Linked DNA regions of Homo sapiens: region 1 is linked to region 2. The links are chromatin contacts, found by Hi-C or POLR2A ChIA-PET in ENCODE. All regions are on one chromosome and are shown on one strand. Each heading gives the region's core, a stretch centred on a gene start or an enhancer-like site at or near the end of the contact. The rest is flanking DNA. Distances are from core to core; before and after follow the strand shown. Region 1 holds the start of MARVELD3 (MARVEL domain containing 3). Region 2 holds the start of PHLPP2 (PH domain and leucine rich repeat protein phosphatase 2).

What was found. A loop is a pair of places that touch in the nucleus more often than their neighbours do. ChIA-PET counts read pairs that join two places held with the same protein, here RNA polymerase II (POLR2A). Pooled maps may share reads with other maps.
Region 1: a loop to region 2 is called in a map of PC-9, with 4 times the contacts of the local background. The contact joins the promoter of MARVELD3 here to the promoter of PHLPP2 in region 2. A Hi-C loop is called at or near these places in 1 of 168 maps with a recorded cell type or tissue (PC-9), 1 of 37 single-sample maps with no recorded cell type and 6 of 50 pooled maps. POLR2A ChIA-PET finds 5 or more read pairs at or near these places in 6 of 52 experiments (B cell, H1, HCT116 and 2 more).

What each region holds. Positions count from the first base shown.
Region 1 is chr16:71,620,249-71,627,500 of GRCh38, reverse strand. It overlaps MARVELD3 (MARVEL domain containing 3), which reads right to left and starts at 1,317. Exons shown (of 3, transcript NM_052858.6): 1 at 805-1,317. The coding sequence starts at 1,271. LOC105371334 (a long non-coding RNA gene) reads left to right here and starts at 6,120. Exons shown (of 3, transcript XR_933717.2): 1 at 6,120-6,222. RefSeq lists a silencer at 447-496.
Region 2 is chr16:71,722,641-71,729,557 of GRCh38, reverse strand. PHLPP2 (PH domain and leucine rich repeat protein phosphatase 2) reads left to right here and starts at 4,857. Exons shown (of 19, transcript NM_015020.3): 1 at 4,857-5,229. AP1G1 (adaptor related protein complex 1 subunit gamma 1) reads left to right here. Exons shown (of 23, transcript NM_001128.6): 23 at 1-558. RefSeq lists silencers at 1,432-1,501, 5,284-6,253 and an enhancer at 6,019-6,520.

The DNA.
Region 1 (7,252 bases), core at 68-2,567, 99 kb after region 2:
ACGGAGTCTCGCTTTGTCGCCCAGGCTGGAGTGCAGTGGTGCGATCTCGGCTCACTGCAACCTCCGCCTCCCGGGTTCAAGCGATTCTCCCTCCTCAGCCTCCCAAGTAGCTGGGATTACAGGCATCTGCCATCACGCCTGGCTAAGTTTTTGTATTTTTAGTAAAGACGGGGTTTCACCATGTTGGCCAGGCTGGTCTCGAACTCCTGGCCTCAGGTGATCCGCCCGCCTCGGCCTCCCAAAGTGTTGGGATTACAGGCATGAGCCACCGCGCCGGCCCACCTGTTTCTGAAGGCACCTATTCCTGGGAGGGGTAACACATTAAACTATTAACTCTTCATCGGGCTTCCCAAGTGGGCGGCCCGGCCACAAGGAAGGGGACTTTGGAGTCGGGAAGGGCTGGCTCTGGAACACGGGACAAGGGTCTGAACCCCAAGGCGCAGTCCTGTGACCATGCGGGCCGGGCCGGGGAGGAGCCTGGGGTGAACCCCACCCGCCTGGTCTCCTCCCACCCCTCCCTCTCGGGTCCCGGGGCCTCTCTTTCTCTTCTCCAGGTCCTCCAGCCCAGCCACTGCTCACAGGGGTGGTTTTTGCTTTGTTAGTTGGGTTCAGGCCACGAGAAGGGGGAACCCTAAAGTTTTCCTTCCCTGCCAGGTCGCCTCTGAGAGCGCAGAAGGGAGAAACGGCATTTGTTCATTTAAACGGGCTCCTAGGACGAGAACCCGGGGACGCCAGGGCCTCGCGGGCCGGCCTGGGCCACAGGTGTCCCCGGCGCGGAGGTCGCAGCGCCCCGGCCCCTCTCACCTTTCGGGTCTGCGGCGCCCGGGGTCTCCCTTCCTCTGCGGCTGCGGCGGCTCCGGGGCTTCCCAGGGCGCGGGCCCAGGAGGCGCGGCTGCGTCCCAGGTCAGTCCCCGGGCTCCGTCCCGCGTCCGGCTTTGGCGCGGTTTTTCCCAAACTCCGTGTTCACCTGCGCGAGGGCCCGCGTCCCTGTGTGTGTCCCGGCGGGGGCCTCGGTCCGGGTCTCTTTCCCTCTCTCTCTCCCTCTCCCGGTCCCGGTTCCGGTCGCGGTTCCCGTCCCTCTCCTGGTCTCTCTCCGGGTCCCGGTCCCCGTCCCTTCGCCGGTTCCCGTCGCTGCTTCGCTTCCTGCGCGGGTCCCCGGGTCGGTCCCGCGGTCGATCGTGGGTGCGGCCTTGGTCTGGGTGGGGGCGCCGTCCCGGGTCCCGCTCTCTCGGCCGGGCCCGGGGCTCGCGAGCCCCCGACGGATCTTCCATGGCCGGGTTCCGTGTCCCCGCCCGGGAGCGACCTGAGGGCAACAACCAACAAGTTTCTTGGGCAGGTGGCCAAGCCCGGGGGCGGGGCGGGCACTCACCTGTGCGCATGCGCGCTAGTCCGGGAGCTCACCTGAGAACGGGCGCCCTCAGGGGGCGGCCTGAGCGCGTCTGGGGCCCGGGCGGGAGGGGTGCCTGTGTGCTGGGTGGGGGCTGGGGTGCTGCTGCTGGAAACCCGGGCGGGGCGACCCACAGCCGCACCTTTCTGCCCCGAAGTAACCCCTTGGTGACCCCACGAGGTGGGCGGCCTAAGGGAGCCAACTGTGGCCACCTCCCCTGGCTCAACTTACACTGCAACTTGGATTTACCTTCCCAGAGGTACCCATCCTCTCACTCACTCAGCCAGACACTCATTCATTCACCCAATCACCCACTACCCGCTCATCCATTCACCCACCCATCCACCCACTCACCCACCCATCCACCCACTCACCCACCCATCCACCATCCATCCACCCATCCACCCACTCACCCACCCGTCCAACCATCCACCCATTCAACCACTCACCCATCCATACACCCGTCTATCCACCTATCCACCTACTCACCTACCCATCTAACCATCCACCCATCCATCCATCTATCCACCCACTCACCCACCCATCCACCACCCATCTACCCGCCCACTCACCTGCCCATCCGCCCACCCACCCACCCTCCATCCATCCATCCACCCATCCACCCACTCACCCACCCATCCACCCACCCATCTACCATCCGCCCACTCACCCACTCACCTGCCCATCCATCCACCCACTCACCTAACCATCCACTCTCACCCACCCATCCACCATCCATCCACCCACCCATTCACTCATCCACCCATCCACCCACCCACTCACCCACCCATCTACCAACTCACCCATCCATCCACCCATTCATCCACCCACTCACCCATCCAGCCACCCACCCACGCATCCACCCATCCACCATTCATCCACTCACCCATTCATCCATCCATCTGGCCACTAACCTACCCACACATCCACCCAGTCACCCACCTTCCACTTCTCCCTCCACCCATCCACTGTCCCTCTTTCTCCCTTCTCCTGTTTTCCTTATAACACCTATGTTGTAAGGGGCTTGCAGCCAGTTCATCTATCACAATAGTCCTGGGCTTACAAATAGCCCTGTTTTTTAAAATGGGGACTTACACAAAATTGGCAGCTTTTAATTCTGCCAAGTAAGGATATTACAAAATATATACAATTGCCATCTGGTAATTAATTCTTTCAGCAAATATGTATGAGCACCTGCTTTAGCAGGTACTGGAGATATAGTGGAAAATTTGCTTGCAGGGTGATTGCATTCTAGTGTGTCAGGAAAAGGGAAAACAGGTAGTAAACAAAGAAGACAGTGTCTAAAGTTTAATGGGAAGGGCAGGTTTCCTCATATAGACCTGGGAAGATGTCGTTTGAATTGAGTTCTGGATGACAAGAAGGCTGAGAAAATGTCCCAGAAAGAGAGAAGGTTGAGGAACGCGGGAGCTGGACAAGGAGGTCCCTGGGAGTAGAGTTGGTGGGCATGAATTGAGGCTGGAGAAGTGGACCAGGCAGATGGTGTAGACGACAGTGTGCATTTTTATTCTAAACAATGGGAGAACATTGAAGATTTTGAGGAGGAGAGTAAACCTTTCTGATTGATATTTTTGAAAGACCACTCTGGCTTCTGTGAGGAGGGTGGATGATGGAGGCCCAGAGTAGAGGGAAGAGATGAGTTACAAAGCTGCTGCTGAAGGAGTCCAGGTGAGGGTGACGGTGGCCATGGAGACAGTGACAAGTTGACAGATCCAGGTTGTAGTTTTGGGGAAGAATTTACAGTATGGATCAGATGTGGGGAAATGAGGGGAGGGGAGGAGTGACCAGGTGAATGGTGGGGTTTTTCACTGAGACGGGGGAGACTGGACAGAACCAGATTTGCGGGGAAATTAGAGAGTTCCATTTTGGACATGGTAAATTTGAGATGGCTATAATTCATCCAAGTGTAGATGTCTAGTTGCAGTTGAATATATGAGTCTGAAATATGGGGAGAGGATTGGGCTGGAGATGCTCTGTGGGAGTAGAGAAAGGAGGAAAGTAGAATGGAGAAGAGGCCTTAGGCAGAGTCCCTAGGGAATTCTAACTTTTAGAGCTAAGACTCAAGAGGATTAAGAAGTGATGAGTGAGTAGAAGGAAAAAGAAGAGGGTGGGGGTGACAAGACATCAACCTCCAACCCACAGAAGTGCTACTGTGACCCCTGAAGCCTTTCTTCCCAGAGTGGAGAGGATGGGGCCAAATTCTAGGACCTTCCACAAATCTTTATTGAGCAAAGCCCTGTTCTGAACCCGGGACAACTATGGATGCAGAGGAAGCCTGGTAAACAAGCAGACACAGGATGGTTTGTGGAACAGCATAGCCCTTCCTCTCTTCGACCTTCGCTCTTGACTTCTGCAGACCTCTTTCAGAATAAACAAACCCTCAAACCAGCTTGCCTTTTAGTTTCATTTCTCTTTGTTTTGTGTCTTTATACACAAATTATTATCATTTTGCCACATTTGTTCCATCTCTCTATATATGGATGAAAACTTTAAAAAATGAAACATGTGTGCTAAATTCCAGACACATGGCTCTTCCCCTAAATACTTCAACATATTTTTCCAAAGAATAACTTCCTCCTACACAGCCACATTACAGTGACCACAATCCAGAAATTTAGCATTGATATTATGTTATCGAATATATACTCTATAACCCAATTCCCCTATTATTCCAATAATGTCCTTTATATGTACTCCCTCCCCACTTAAAATCTGAGGATTCAATTAAGGACTATTCATGATATGTGAATAATGCATTGTCACATCATCATCATCATGTCTGTTTAGTCTCCCTTAAGTCTCCTTCAATCTGTAACAGTTTCCCAACATTTTTTTTCTCTTTCACAGCATTGACTTTTTTTTTTTTTTTTTTTTTTTTTTTTTTTTGAGACGAGTCTCGCTCTGTTGCCAGGCTGGAGTGCAGTGGCGCCATCTCAGCTCACTGCAACCTCTGCCTCCTGGGTTCAAGCTATTCTCTGCCTCAGCCTCCCGAGTAGCTGGGATTACAGGCATGCACCACTACGCCCAGCTAATTTTTGTATTTTTAGTAGAGATGGGATTTCACCATGTTGGTCAGGCTGGTCTCGGACTCTGGGCTTAAGTGATCTGCCTACCTTTGCCTCCCAAAGTGCTGGGATTATAGGCATGAACCACTGTGCCAGGCCACACAGCACTGATTTTTTAGGAGAGTTTAGTCCAGTTATTTTTTTTTTTTTCAGACTGACTCTCATTTTGAGCTTGTCTTATGGTTTCCTTATGATTATATTTATGTTCAATATTTTTGGCAGGCAGATTAAAATAGGTGATGTTGTATCCTTCTTGGTACATCCTATCAGGAGGCACAAGATGTCAGTTTGTCCCATTATTGGTGATGTCAAATTGATCACTTGGGCAAGGTGGTGTCTGCTATATTCTCCATTTTAAAAGTACTTCCACTTTTATATTTAATAACTTTGAGACAATGTGTTTCCCCACAACCTTTCTTGCCTGAATCAATTATTGCAATGATAGTTGCAAAGTCATGGTTTCTAATTCTATGAATTCTTCTAAATTTATTAATTTGTTGACATTCTCCTGTAAAGAAGAATTTTCCCTCTTATCCAGCTGATCATCCCACAGAAACAATTTGAAAACCACACCCAAAATTTGGTTCCAAAACTGAGACAGATGCCCAAAACATACCATGAAGGAATAAAAATATTTATTAGTGCCATAATGAGGCTTTCTGGGGAGAGCAGAGCAGGTTTCCAAGTAGGTCTGAAATGGTTTGAGAAAGCAGGAAGGGGTGACTGGCTTTGGGGTTTTATTGTGGTTAGAGAGTAGCACTAGGGTGAGGGTTCTTGTCAGTTTCCTGTCTGTGCCAAGGGCATACCTGGGTTTTCTTATTAGTTCACCACATGTGGGATAAAAAGGCAGGAGCAGAATGAGGCTTCAAAGCTGTTGGGAGTTAGACATAAAAAATGGAGGCAAACTATTATCTCTGTAGACTCATTTTTTCCCTAATAATGCATTGTAATCCATTAATTCTGTTTGTTTTTCTGATATTTAAAATTGCCCCAATTTGGCCAGTGGGAGTCCCTTGAAGCTGCCTTCTCTGTTCTTTTGACATCAGAAGAATTACCCTAGGCCAGGCATGGTGGCTTATGCCTGTAATCCTAGCACTTTGGGAGGCTGAGGCAGGCGGATCACGTGAGGTAAGGAGTTCGAGACCAACCTGGGCCAATATGGTGAAACCAAATCTCTACTAAAAATACAAAATTTAGCCAGGTGTGGTGGCGCGTGCCTGTGATCCCAGATACTTGGGAGGCTGAGGCAGGAGAATCACTTGAACCTGGGAGGCGGAAGTTGCAGTGAGCAGAGATTGCACCACTGCATTCCAGCCTGGGCAACAGAGTGAGACTCCATCTCAAAAAAAAAAAAAAAAAGAATTACCCTGATACACCTATCAGTTTTTGTGACTTCATTTTGTCGCTGAATTGCTGATATGGTTTGGATGTTGGTCCCCTCCAAATTTCAGGATGAAATGTGATTCCCAGTGTTGGAGGTGGGGCCTGGTGGGAGGTGATTGGATCATGAGGGCGGATCCCTCATGAATGGCTTAGCACCATTCCATTGTTGATAAGTGAGTTGTTGCTCTGTGTTCACAAGAGATCCATCTGGTCATTTAAAAGAGTGTGGTATCTCCTCCCACCCTTGCTCCCTCTCTCGACATGTTAGGTGCCTGCTCACCCTTCACCTTCCATCATGACTGGAAGCTTCCGAAGGCCCTCACAAGAAGCAGATGCTGGCAACACACTTCCTGTAGAGCCTGTAGAAACGTGAGCCAATTAAGCCTCTTTTCTTTATAAATTACCCAGCCTCAGGTATTTCCTTAAAGCAATGCAAGAACCGACTGACATAACTGCTTTGCCTCCTGGTCTAACCTACCTCTCCCCTGAAGTTCCCACTTCCCTGGATGCTCCCTCGAGTGGAGAATACTCATTCTGGAGCCCTGCATAGGTGCATTCTGCTTGCTTCCATATGCAGAGTGATTCTCTTTCCTTTGAGGCTTGTCATAGTTAGGTTATAAGTTTGGCTGGATGGGCTAGAGACTCAACATAAAAGTATCTTAAACAAGATAGTTATTTCTCTCTTGGAAATGACTGATCTGGTGGCTCTGCTCTGTGACATTGTCAGAAGTCCACACCCCTTCTAGCTTCTTTTTCTGCTACCCTTTAGATATTGCCCTCATCTACGTGGTCCAGGATGGCCAACACCATGTCTACACTACAGTCTGCAGGGAGGGAGGAAGAAAGGGGACCAGGAAGGGCTTTCCTTCTGTAAGAATGAGACCCACAAGTTGCAGATATTAATTCTTCTCAATTCTTGTTGACCAAGATGGTAACATGACCATGTATAAGTGCAAAGGAAGCTGGGAAGTGTGGCCATATACCCAGCTAAAAACTTGGCGTTTTTATAAGAGTAAGGGGGATGCTATGGTCTGAATGTGTGCCCCTACAATTCATATGTTGAAACTCAATCGCCAATGTGATAGTATTAAGAGGTGGGGCCTTCAGGAGGTGATTAAGTCACGAGGGGAGAGCCCTTGTGAATAGGATTCATGCTCTTATTAAAAAGTTTGAAAGGAGCTCCTGTGTCCCTCCACTGTGTGAAGATGCAGCATTTGTCTCTTCTGCCATGAGAGAATGCAGCCCTTCACCAGTCATTGAATCTGCCATTTCCATGATCTTGGAGTTCCCAGCCTCCAGAACTGTGAGAAATAAAAGTCTGTCTATAAATTACCCATCTAGGGTATATTCTTAGAGCAGCCCAGTTGGACCAGGACAGGGGAGAATGGAAGTTAGGGAA
Region 2 (6,917 bases), core at 3,608-6,107:
GGACCTGGAACACTTTAACAGAAGGAAATGCCGAAGCAGCTTGCACAGTTGCTTTACAGACTTCCAAGAGGCTGATTCTGGCTTCAAGATGGAGCCTTGGAGTTGGTTTTTTTTTTTTTTTTTTTCTTCCCTCAAAGAACCTGCGGTTGCGCTTTGTGTGTTTTGTTTTTGTTTTCCATTTGGGGGCCCCATGGGAAAGAGCTTCTGAACTCTTTCCTTTATGAACTCCCACTGTGTTCCTATAAAGGCCCTTTTCTTTCTTAGTGTTGTAAGTTACATTTTCATTATGCCCCATCACATCTTCTTTACTGTAAAAATATTAAAAAGCTGTTTCCAAGTGGGACAGCTAATGAAGCTCTAATTATTGCAGACATATTTTTGAGATGTAAAAAAAAAAATTTAAAGTTAAATGATAAGTCTTAGAGGCGAGTGAGGAATAAAATGGATGTAAACATTTACATGGGATGCATTAGAATTCTGCTGTGTGTACTGTCTTTTGGTTGAAACAAATTATGAACAGTGACTAATAATAAAAAGTCAATACCCAATGATTTAAAATTTGCTTCCTTGCTTCTTACAATTGGATTAGAAGACTTAGATGAATTCTTATTCCAGAGGTTGAGCTAACTTACTGACCTGTTAGTATTCCTTTCACACATAAGTCTCACCAAGAGAGGAATTTGAATCACTTAAAAACTTGTAGCCAGGCGCGGTGGCTCACGCCTGTAATCCCAGCACTTTGGGAGGCCGAGGTGGGCGGATCACCTGAGGTTGGGAGTTAGAGACCAGCCTGACCAACATGGAGAATCCCTGTCTCTACTAAAAATACAAAATCAGCCACGTGTGGTGGCGCATGCCTGTAATCCCAGCTACTCGGGAGGCTGAGGCAGGAGAATTGCTTGACCACAGGAAGCGGAGGTTACAGTGAGCCGAGATCACGCCATTGCACTCCAGCCTGGGGTGACAAGAGTGAAACTTCATCTCAAAAACAACAACAACAACAAACTTGTGTTATAGACAGTAAAAAAGTCCTAAGTGCAATTGGACATTTTAACTATAATATGATTAATTTCATGCTTAATCTCCATAGGTCAATTCTCAAGGCAGAGAAACCAAGATGAAATGTATATTAAGGGTGGTTATGGGTTTTCTTTATAAGCTGCTTTTTGTGAATTTTTCAAGTGTATCTGTGACTGGGCAGAGGAAGGCTTGACCAGTCAAAATGAGTTATATTTCATGGTCTATTTTATATGAACTGTGTATTTTGTATATATTAACTTTTGTAGGGATGTGGTCTTGCTATGTTGCCTAGGCTGGTCTTGAACTCTTGGCCTCAAGCAATCCTCTTGCCTCAACTTCCCAAAGTGCGGGGATTACAGGCGTAAGCCACCGCACCTGGCTTGTCTTTTTTTAAGACAGAGTCTCGCTGTGTCACCCAGCTGGAGTGCAGTGGTGCGGTCACTGATCACTTCAGCTTTGACTGCCCTGGTTCAGGCAGTCCTCCCACCTCAGCCGTTCTAGTAGCTGGGACTACTGGCATGCACCACCATGCCTGGCTAATTTTTGTATTTTTTTTTTTCCTTTGGTAGAGACAGGGTCTCACTATGTTGCCCAAGCTAGTCTCAAACTCCTGGGCTCAAGTGATCCACTAGCCTCTGCCTCCCAAAGTTCTGGGATTACAGGCGTGAGTCACTGTGCCTGGCTGTCAACTCTGTGTTTTGGAGGTTGGTAGCTTTAGGTTTTCTGTTATTCTGATGATCCCTGACAGTCCCTTGATTGAGAAAGGGGAGAGTGTGATAGTCCCGATTGAAAAGGGGAAGGGTGTAGGCCCTGGCAGTTATCTAGTTTATGCAGAAGTGCCCTTTGGTACTGTTTGATAAGCAACATTTCTATAATCTTATGTATGAGTTAGTTAAAATTCATAGTTGTTTCTAATATTAAATTTAGTTGGCACCTTCATGTAATTAGAGGAAAATAGAAAAGTTTAGCCAGTAATAGACATTTAACAATACAACAAATAGTATTCAGATCTGAATTTCAATTCAGAAGCACCAAATTAATTTTTATCACTTTTAAGGGTTTTCTATCCTATGTCTTCAATTGTCAATTCAATTGTCCCCATATTTGAAAAATATCAAAATGTTCACAGAAAAATTCTCCAAACTTTGAAGCTAGGTAAACACTGCCTGTTTATTTGGAACCAAAATTAGGAATATCCAAATCTGCTTAACCTATTGGTAGAATAACAAGGGATTTAGGCCCAAAGATGACTTTGTGGATCACTGGAGTGCGTACTAGATATAAATAAGTAAATATAAGTCTCATCTGCTTCCTCTCCCAACATCTGATAGGCATGAGCTTCCCTTCTCCAGACTTCCCATTTTGTAGTGAAGATCTGGAAAAGCTCCTGGCATAAAGAAGGTGTGTGCGTGTGTACATACCAGAGAGGGGAAGCACAGCTGCTACAGGAAGGAGACAGAAAGGAGAGATCATGATGACTTCTCTGTCTCTTGGTTTGAGCTAAACAGTGATTTTTGTAATGATGAACCTGCAGTGAGGGCAGATGGATTTTCGCACAAAAAAAATCCCAGAGGAATTTATTTTTAGGGTTAGTCTCAGCTGTTTACCATTTCCAGAAATTGTAGTTACATAACCCTTGGCATACATAATGCACAGTGCCTTGAACTGGGGGAGAACATCAATATGTGACCTTTGAAACAAAGTATAAAATGTTAATGGCACTACATGATTTGAAAAAAATCAACTGGTTGTCACTACTGAATTGGATCTTAAATCATGGGAACCATTAAAGGTAGTTACATCATAAATTAGCCCCTGAAACTTTTGGGCGGATGGGTTTTTTTTTTTATGTTTTCCCTTTTGAAAGAGGAACTACTGTTGCCAGAATGAAGAAGTAAATAGCAATGCTTATGCCTACTATCCCTTTAATTAAACAATTATTCACCACTGCTGTTCCCCAGCATGAGCTGAAACTTTAGTTCTGCAACAAGATCTTTCCTTTTTGTGTAGTCAGTCAATAAAGAGCTTCTACTCATGAAATCTGGAAAAGGTAATGTATAATGCCTCAAGAAACAGACTCTTACAGCCAGGTGTGGTGGCTCACACCTGTAATCCCAGCATTTTGGGAGGCTGAAGTGGGCGGATGGCTTGAGCTCAGGAGTTCGAGACCAGCTTGGACAATATGGTGAAGCCCCATCTCTACAAAAAAAATGCAAAAAGTAGCCAAGCGTAGGGTGGTGCTCACTTGTGGTCCCAGCTACTGGGAGGCTGAGGTGGCATGATCACCTTAGCCCATGGAGGTTGAACCTGCAGTGAGCTATGATTGTGTCCATACCGTACTCCAGCCTGAGCAACAAAGCGAGACCCTGTCTCAAAAATAAAAAAAATATAAAAGGCTTTTGAAAAACACTTTTTTTTTTCCTTGAGACAAGAGTCTCCCTCTGTCACCCAGACTGCAGTGCAGTGGCGCGATATCTCGGCTCACTGCAACCTCCACCTCCCAAGTTCAAGTGATTCTCCTGCCTCAGCCTCCTGAGTAGCTGGGCCTACAGGCTCGTGCCCCCACACTGCCTAATTTTTGTATTTTTAGTAGAGATGGGGTTTTGCCATGTTGGCCAGGCTGGGTTCAAACTCCTGACCTCAGGTGATCTGCCCGTCTTGGCCTCCCAAAGTGCTGAATTACAGGCATGAGCCACTGCACCCAGCCAGAAACACTTGTTCTAAACCACATTTTTTTCTTATCACTGCTTGCCTGCCCTTGTTAAAATTTGCTTCTGTCTCCATATTGGTGCCTATTGCTTATATACCAGTTTTCTTGTTGGGAGAAATTACCCAGTAAGCACTGAAATGGGAATCCAACTACTTTGAGTACCTTTCCTGAAAATAATTTCAAGGTGGAAGGAAAATCCAGGAGGTGGATGACCTAAGAGTTTTCTCCCACCTTAAACCAGACTCACAGTGACAAATCGTTTTTAATGCATTAAAATGAGGCCAAGAAATGAAGATTACTGGAGATTGGAATTTTGGTATATACAAAGCTAACTTGTGAAGGGAGAAAGTAGGTCAGAAAGGGGTCGGAACCTGCAAGAGCCAAATTTGGTCCTGGCATTTAAAATATCTCCAAATGGATACATATCTCAGATGGGGGACACAGACTGCTCTGTTAAATCTAAAAGTCTTGTACTAAGCCTGCAATTATTCTAGACATACAGTTAGTCTGAATGAGGCAAACTGAAGCAATGGATAATAGGGACAAAGGGTCCTGCTTTGTCACCCAGGCTGGAGTGCAGTGGCACGATCTCGTCTCACTGCAACCTCCGCCTCCCGGGTTCAAGCGATTCTCCTGCCTCCACCTCCCAAGTGGCTGGGATTACAGGCGTGCGCCACCCTGCCCAGCTCATTTTTTTGTATTTTTGGTATAGACAGGGTTTCGCTATGTTGGTCAGGCTGGTCTCGGACTCCTGGCCTCAAGTAATCTGCCTGCCTTGGCTTCCCAAAGTACTGGAATTACAGTTCTATGAAAGTGAAGAAATTACTGTTTTTTGCTGTCTAATTCCTTACAAGTTGCTTGAAGATTCAACACCCTATGTATGAGGGGAAGCCCTAAAAATCTGGAAGTCTAGAAGCCTTCCTAGGAAAATTTAGGAGGAATCGACAGAGTACTTTTCGAGAAACCGATTGGATCTTCAATTTAGAATTTTGGAATTATAATGGCTACTATGGATCCCCACTATACGTTAGGCACTTTGTATGCACTAAATCTTCATCATAACTACTTGGCAGATTTTAATCTCTTTCTCACAGCTTAAGAACGAAAGGCTTAGATCAAGTAACTTGCACAGGGGTATAGATCTAAAGAAGGGCAGAGGGGAGATCTGGAAACAGGCTGGCTGACTCCAAATTTGGCCCATTGGCAACAAAACTACTATCACTGCGAGAACGAAAAGAAAAACAAAACAAAGAAAAGAAAAGAAGTTAACTTTTAAAAGTTTTTTTCTGAATCAGCCTTGCAAATAAATCATAAACCGGGTCACAGGCCATATTACTGCTTGAAGCAGAGCACCGAATTCTGATAATTTTGCTCCAGGAGGAGGCAAGGGAATTAAAACATGGCTGGGAGGTGAGCGGACGTTTTGTACGAGGTTGGGTTGAATTTGCTTAAGAAGGTCGCACGCATCTCTGATAAGGAAGAGAAAAGGCCTTGCCAAGGTGAGTATTCTCAACAGTTCGTTCAACGGCTTGGCAGGTGAGGGAAGTTACAAGAGCCACCCTGGCGGAGGGCAGCGTCTTGTCACAATTGACAGGTGCCGGCGCCACCTGCTTCTTTCTCCCGCGGGTTTCTTAGAGGGCGGGGAAAGCAGCAAATACCCCTCCTTGCGCTCTAGTCCTCCAAGCCTAGGGCGGCGGGCAGTGGAGGCCCAGCGCTCTGCGGTGGTGCCAGGTTCCGCCACGCGGGCCGCGGCCGGAATGCGGCTCGGTGGCGCCCGGGCCACTCGGCGCCGGCAGCTGCTTAGGTCCAGCGGGGCTGCGGGAGGGGCGGAGCTGGCGAGCCGCCGGAGGGGCGGAGCCGGCGGGCCGCGGGGGGCGGGGCCACCGGTTGCTCGCGCGCGCCGCCGAGGCTCCGCACGCCGTCGCGCGGGCCGGGCGTCTCTGTGAATCCTGGGTCGCCGATGGGGGAGGTGGAGCCGGGGCCCGCGGGCCCGCTGGAGCCCCCGGAGCCGCCCGAAGCGCCCGCGAGCCGCCGGCCGGGAGGGATCCGGGTCCTGAAGGTGAGGAGGCGGATGGACCAGCGAGCGAGCGAGCGGGCGAGCGGGCAAGCGGACTAGGGAGGGAACGAGGGAGGCTAGAGGCCGCTGCCGCCCCCGCCCCGCGCAGTGGCTGAGGCAGTCGGCGGCCCCCGCCCGGCGTCAGTCAGTCGGCCGCCCCACACCCGGCTGGGGACGCCGAGGCCTCCGCGCCGCGCCCGCGTCCAGGCCTCGGCGCCTCGGTACCCCGCTGCTGCCCATCCCTGGCCGCGCGCCGCCCGCCTCGCAGGCCCACGCCTTTGGGCTGCGGGTAGCCGCCGCCCACCCGGACCCTTCGCCGCCCCTGCTTGCCTCGCCGCGCTCGGGGCCCGGAGGCCGGCTCCGGAGGGCTCGGAGGGCCGCCGGTTCCTGGCACAGGAGCGGGGCTGGAAGTACGCAGGGCTTTCTCCCCTCCCGGACACCTGAAGACATCACCCCAGCGGGAGGATGGCAGCGGCGATTGGCCGGCGCCGCGGAGGGTTCGGGGCCAGGCCGGGTGGAGCCGGCTCCTCTGCCCTCGGGGCTCGCTACCCGAGGTGCCAGCCGGCAAGGACGACCCGCCCAGCTTGGAGAGAGAATCCCCGCTGGAGCTGCGTCGCGGGGACTTGCTGGGCGTGTTGCGGAAGGGAGGAGGGGCCGGGCCGAAAGGGGCATTCCTGCTCCCGGGAGCGGGGCCGACTGCCGAGGGAGACGGAATGGGGGAGCCGTTATGCAACAGGCAGCTAGCGGGGCTTCTTGGCAGGAATTGGGGGAGTGGGAGGATATGAAAACAGATGTAGGCAAGAGGGGAGTGGAACCTTGAAGGTGATGAGAAGTAAGTTTACGAAGGAATGCACAAGGTAGGGTGGCGATAGTGGGGAGGAGAAGATGGTTAAAGGGAGGGGTTGTGGGAGGCTGACTGGGTGGAGTTTTTTACTAGCATTTGAAAGAGTTGCAGAGAAATTTTTCTGTAGGTCAAATACGTAAACTAGGTGTCCTTCCGCAGGTGGAATGGAATTCCTTCTAGAGTTCTACATGAGGAATTCAGGATATGAAACTTGCCCAGTAGAAGGATGGAAAGGAAAGAAAATTTAAATTTGATGTGTTTCAAAAATACATTGCAAAACAAAACGT